2 separate regions of the Mus musculus genome follow, and region 2 is linked to region 1. Evidence: chromatin contacts called from ENCODE Hi-C or POLR2A ChIA-PET data. All regions are on one chromosome and are shown on one strand. Each heading gives the region's core, a stretch centred on a gene start or an enhancer-like site at or near the end of the contact. The rest is flanking DNA. Distances are from core to core; before and after follow the strand shown.

Region 1 (2,599 bases), core at 27-2,526:
TTTGAGTGGATTTTGCCATGAGTTTATAGGAAAAGAAAGGCGATGGCGTGGGGCTCAGCACTTGGGCTGAGGGGTCTATGAGAATTCTGAGCCCCAGGGCTCAAAGGCTGCAGCAGAAGTGGAGGACTTAACCTTGTCATACCGAACTCTTCCCTCCCACCCTACCTAACTCTACAAGCCAACTAACACAAGGCAAAAATTAGACTTGCCTCTAGTAGAGTTAAGAGTGCCTCTGGCTACTGTGAAGGGCAGTACCGGGTGGCTTTAAAGGAGGCACTTCGGATCATGGACATGCGTGTCGCAGTGTTTCCAATATCTTTTCCCTCCACCAGCCAGTTGTCCTTGCGGTCATCACCAAAACCAGGGCAATTCTTTCAGAGTCAGCAGAAGCTCATCATCACGAGACACCTGAGCCCCTTAACGTGGACTTTTGCTTAAGGGGTTAGGCCAGGAGGTGGAGGGGACGCAAGTAGGGCAGATAGGCAAGCTGACTTCTTGGTTAAAAACCAAAGTTCGCTGCACCCCAGCGAAGGCGACACAACACTCCGAATGAAGGCTTCCCGTCCCCTGCAGCGCAGCTGCGGCTGGGCACCCGCACGCATCCTACCTTGGACCGCTCCTTGACATAGTATTTGCCCAGCCGGCTCCCGCAGTACAGGACCAGCCGGTCGATGAGGGACAGGAGGAAGTTGATGGCCTCGCAGCCCTCCTCGTTGCCCCCGATCCACGTGATCTGGTCGCCTCGCAGGTGCCGCTTGGAGACGCCGGCGCACGGCCCGGCCAGCTGGCCGTCACGCAGGGCCCCGTTGTAGTGCAGCTGCTTGACTCGCTCCAGCACGCAGTCGCCCACCACCTCGCCTAGGAAGTTGTCCAGGTAGCAGAAGCCGACCTCGTGCAGACAGGGCACGATGTACTCCAGGGCGATCTTCTCCAGATCCAGCCTCATGATGTGTCCCAGAGGCATCTCGCCCACAGAGCCGAGGCCGGGGACCCCCAGGGTGCACGCACCCAGGGCTTTCCCAGCGCGAGCGCACAGCGAAGATGCGGAGAGCCGGGCCGGGGACTCTCCCACCTGCGGTGGTCACAGTCCCCGAGCCACTTTAGCTCCAGAGGCGGGGAAAGTTGCTCGAAACTCTGAAGAGAAGGGATCCCGGCTCTGGGACCGGCGGGAGCAGTGTAGGGCTCCGCCACCCAGCGCCGGACTGGCCCAGTGAGAAGTCGGAGGGCCCTTTTTGGAGATGCAGAGCCACCGCCGCGGCGGCCGTGGCCGGGGGAGGAACGAGAGAAAGCACCGCCTTGACCCCAACGTCATGGTCCCGCCCCCGGGACTGCCCTCCTCCGGGCTCTTCCTCTTGGACTGGTGCTGCGGAGCATCTGGGTGAGCTCCACTCTAGCTAACCTGTGTGTGACCCAAGAAAGGGCTGGATTTTTTTTTTTTAATGCTCTCGATTTGCATATTGATTTGCGTTAAATCCCCTAACAAACTTGAAAACCTGGATCTCACGTCTGAGATGCACATGAACAGTTTATTGCCACTTTCTGGGCTAGTCACCTCTCTGGTGACTATATTTCTTAAACATTAAGGTTTAAGCTCTACCTAGTGTCTTTCCTTCTTTCCTCTTCTGTTTGATTCGGGTCTGGCTGTTCCAACCCCTGTGAGAGAGAGAGGTGAATTTAATTTTAACCAAAACTGACTGATTCATTAACAAACATTCCCCTTGACCTCCCCCCACCCTGTGTGCCAGGCTGGTGTGTATCCCCTGAGAAGGGAGTGGAGGACAGAGAGATAGGGAGGCGCCCCGGGAAGGGAGAGCACTGCCAAATCCTGCAAATTTTTGTATTTTGTCCTGCGGGAGATGTTCATGCACCATTTATACTCAAGCTTTTTACTAAAAGGTTCTGAAATTCTCTCTCAAAATCACTCGCACTCTCCCCAAAAGATACACTGTGTTCCAGGTCTCTCTGGCTTCTACTACATGCAACTTGCACTAGAGCCCTAGGCCCTACCCAAAAGGCTTAATTATCTACTGTAAGGTGGTCTCTATACAGATTTCTGATGCCCTTTCCTTCCAAATGAGAGAGAGAGAAACAGAGACATCTAAGACAGAGGGAAAGAGAGACAAACACAGAGAGACAGAGAGACAGAGAGTCAGTTCACATCTTTGCACATTTAGATTTTCAGTTAAGTCAAATGAAAAACTGCACCGATTTTTCAAGCATCACTAATTTTGGACATAAAGTCCTTTTTGCTTTTATTCTCTTCCCAATAGCCCCTCTGCTCACCTTCTCTGAGGGGAGAAGTGGGGGTGCAGTTCATGTGAAGGAGAGGCAGAGGAGGAGAGAGTGCTGACAGACTGGGAAGAAGGCTGTATTGTAGTCAGTGAGGGCAAACAGGGCCTTGGGGAGTGGCAGTCAACCAGAGAGGGTGTAAGCAGCTTTGAAGAAACCTAACTAGCTCCATGGAGAACAGGGACCCTGTTAATGGCCTTGCTCAGTTGGCCTCTTCCATATGTCTGTCCAGGAGAAGGTGTATTTCCTTAGGGTAAAGGCTCAACTTCAAGAAGCTGTTGTCCAAAAGCCCATAGCAGCACTGGGGTGA
Region 2 (2,599 bases), core at 50-2,549, 450 kb after region 1:
GCATAAATTTAAATATAGATGTTATCTGACCTACAAAATCCAAAGAGCAAACTGAAGCTACAAATAAACGATTCGGAAAATCAGGCTTTCTTAATCCGGAGCCCCAAATATACATTCTGGTTATTAAACTTTAGGTTAGGAAATAATTGCTCACAGTAATAGTCTTGCAAGACGCTAAAATTTTTCAAGAGTCAGCTCCAAATAACCTCATGCTATTTCCACACCAGCACCCTTGAAAAAGCTTGCAAAGAAGCTCTACCTCAGTCCTAGGAACGCGTTTGTGAAGTTGTTCCTAACAAAGCTAAACCACAAGAAGCTGAGCGGATGAAATAAGCATGTGATGTGGTATATTCTTTTTATATTAAGGAAAGGAGAAGTGGAGCGTTAAAAGAATGAATTGCTAGTATTTCGTCGACACGGAAATCAGAGGATAGCGGCATAGACATTGGGCGAAAACAAACATCAGGCTTCACAACCTTGAGCTATTCGCTGGAGCTGTTAAAATTAGGCAAGATAACATACACACAAAGTGCTCAGCAAAGTCATCACTCAACAATTCTTAACCGGTGATAAACTAAACAACAAAGCACAGTTTGAAACCCCAGCAAAGTCTTTTCTGGGCACAGCTTGTACCTATGATGCAAAGAAGTCATAAATATAACACACTTTTAAAACTGCCATTTTGAAGCCCAAAAGGCCTTTCAGTAACTTACAAACTGCTTTCCAAAACTGTGTGGGAGTGTCAAGACCACGTACTCACAACCTGGTGAACTGGTTAGAGTTCTATCGCTCCAAATCAGGAATAGCTAAGGGTTAAAGACGCCCAAGCCCGGAGCGATTTGCAGCAACCCTGCCTCAAAGAATACTGAAGGATCAAAAGCAGGCGCGGCCGAAGCGGGACAAGGAAGCACCAGGGGAGACGTCGCCCTCCCGACTGCTTGCAGAAATCAGGATGCCTCCACCTTGGGCAGGGGAATTGCGTACAAGACCCGGATCTCCGCGGTTCCACCTCCCTTGACCCCAAGACACCCCCCCACCCCCTTCCAACCCGGCGCGCGCACCCCTCCACGCCCCAGCCAGGCCAGGACACACAGGATACTGAACACGGTTCGCTCCCAGGGCTCCAGCATGTAGAGCGCAGTGACCAGCAGGTACTGGTAGTAGAACCAGGACATCTGCTTCCATGCTCGCGCCAGCGCCATGCCCGCCATGCGCCTCCCGCGGTGTAGCAGCGTCAGGCGGGCCCGCGGCCCGCTCACCTCCTAAAGCCCCAGGCCTTGGGGCCCGCCCGCCACCACCCTGCGCCCATTGGTCCTGCCGAGCCTGCGCGTCACCGTGTACGCCCAACCCCGCGCGCACCCGAGCGGCCACCGCCGGCTCCTCCTGGCTTGCGCTTATTGGCCAAGCGGCCACTTCGTGTGCTCCTGTCCCGCCCCGCGCCTCGCCCGGAGCGAGCTCCCCAGCCCTGGGAAACGGTCTGGGTTTAAGTGCTAGTTCTGCATCTCCACGCGCACGCATGGCGGTTGCAAGACCGGCTTCAGTCCCCACTGGTGTCCATGCGAGATGGTGCCCTTAAGAGGCCGGATCCTTCAGACCAGCCCAGAAGGATTCCTTTAGAAACCAGTGTATGTAATCTCTCTCCTACCTCATGAATCCCTTCTGGGCCAAGAGATGATAGGGCTGGGTGAGAATGCTACTAAAGAGTCGGGCATGCAAATAAACAGTGCCTTGTGCAAGAGGGAATGCGGGGGTCAAAGAGAATGTGGATGCCAAATGACACCCAGCCAAGAAGATGTTGAAAACTGTAGAAGTAATATGTTCATCAGCTCTTCCCTTCCTCCGAGCACATGCGTGAAAACAGACCTATCTAGGATGCGCGCGCGAGTACACACACACACAACACACACACACACACACGCACTAGTATTCCCTAACCTAAAGACAAAAGAATTGGCCATAGACAGTTGCCAATATTTCTATGACTACACTTAGAAAACAACCATGTAGGTCACAATCAAGAGAAGTGCACTTGATCTAGTGGGTTCTAAAGACAGCTTGAGGTCAGCATGTGATCTGTCTCCTAAAGATTCACTCCTATGACCTGCAGCAGTACCGGCTGTATTCCACTCCTCTAAAGCCCATGCACTGTGTGCTTGTGAAATGACATAATTAAGTAGCCTGCAACTCACATGTCTAAAAGTTTCAAACCTGCTGCTTTAAGCTTTAAAACCTTTCCAGGTTGACAGGTATTAACTTAAATTCCTTATGCTCCTTACGAGCAAAGACCTTACAAACAACAATAGACTTGAGATCTGCTTTCACAAGGTGCCTAGTCATTTTATTTTATTTTATTTCGTCTTGTAGGTTACAGAACATCACGGAGGGAAGCCAAGCCAGGAACTCCAGGCAGGAGATTGAAGCAGAAACCACAGAGGAATACTGCTTAGGAGCATGCTCTTTCTGGCTTGCTCAACTTGCTTTCTTAAACGGCCCAGACCCCACTTGCCTAGCAATGGCACTGCCCACAGTAGGGAGGACACGCCCACCATAGACCAATCTCATGTTCCTCAGCTAAGGTTCCCTCTTCCCAAGTGATTCT

Evidence for each region. A loop is a pair of places that touch in the nucleus more often than their neighbours do. ChIA-PET counts read pairs that join two places held with the same protein, here RNA polymerase II (POLR2A).
Region 2: a loop to region 1 is called in a map of T-helper 17 cell, with 2.1 times the contacts of the local background. The contact joins the promoter of Sptssa here to the promoter of Egln3 in region 1. A Hi-C loop is called at or near these places in 1 of 37 maps with a recorded cell type or tissue (T-helper 17 cell). POLR2A ChIA-PET finds 5 or more read pairs at or near these places in 1 of 5 experiments (embryonic stem cell).

Annotation. Positions count from the first base shown.
Region 1 is chr12:54,202,598-54,205,196 of GRCm38, forward strand. It overlaps Egln3 (egl-9 family hypoxia-inducible factor 3), which reads right to left and starts at 1,277. Exons shown (of 5, transcript NM_028133.2): 1 at 608-1,277. The coding sequence starts at 964.
Region 2 is chr12:54,655,273-54,657,871 of GRCm38, forward strand. It overlaps Sptssa (serine palmitoyltransferase, small subunit A), which reads right to left and starts at 1,300. Exons shown (of 2, transcript NM_134054.2): 1 at 1,100-1,300. The coding sequence starts at 1,211.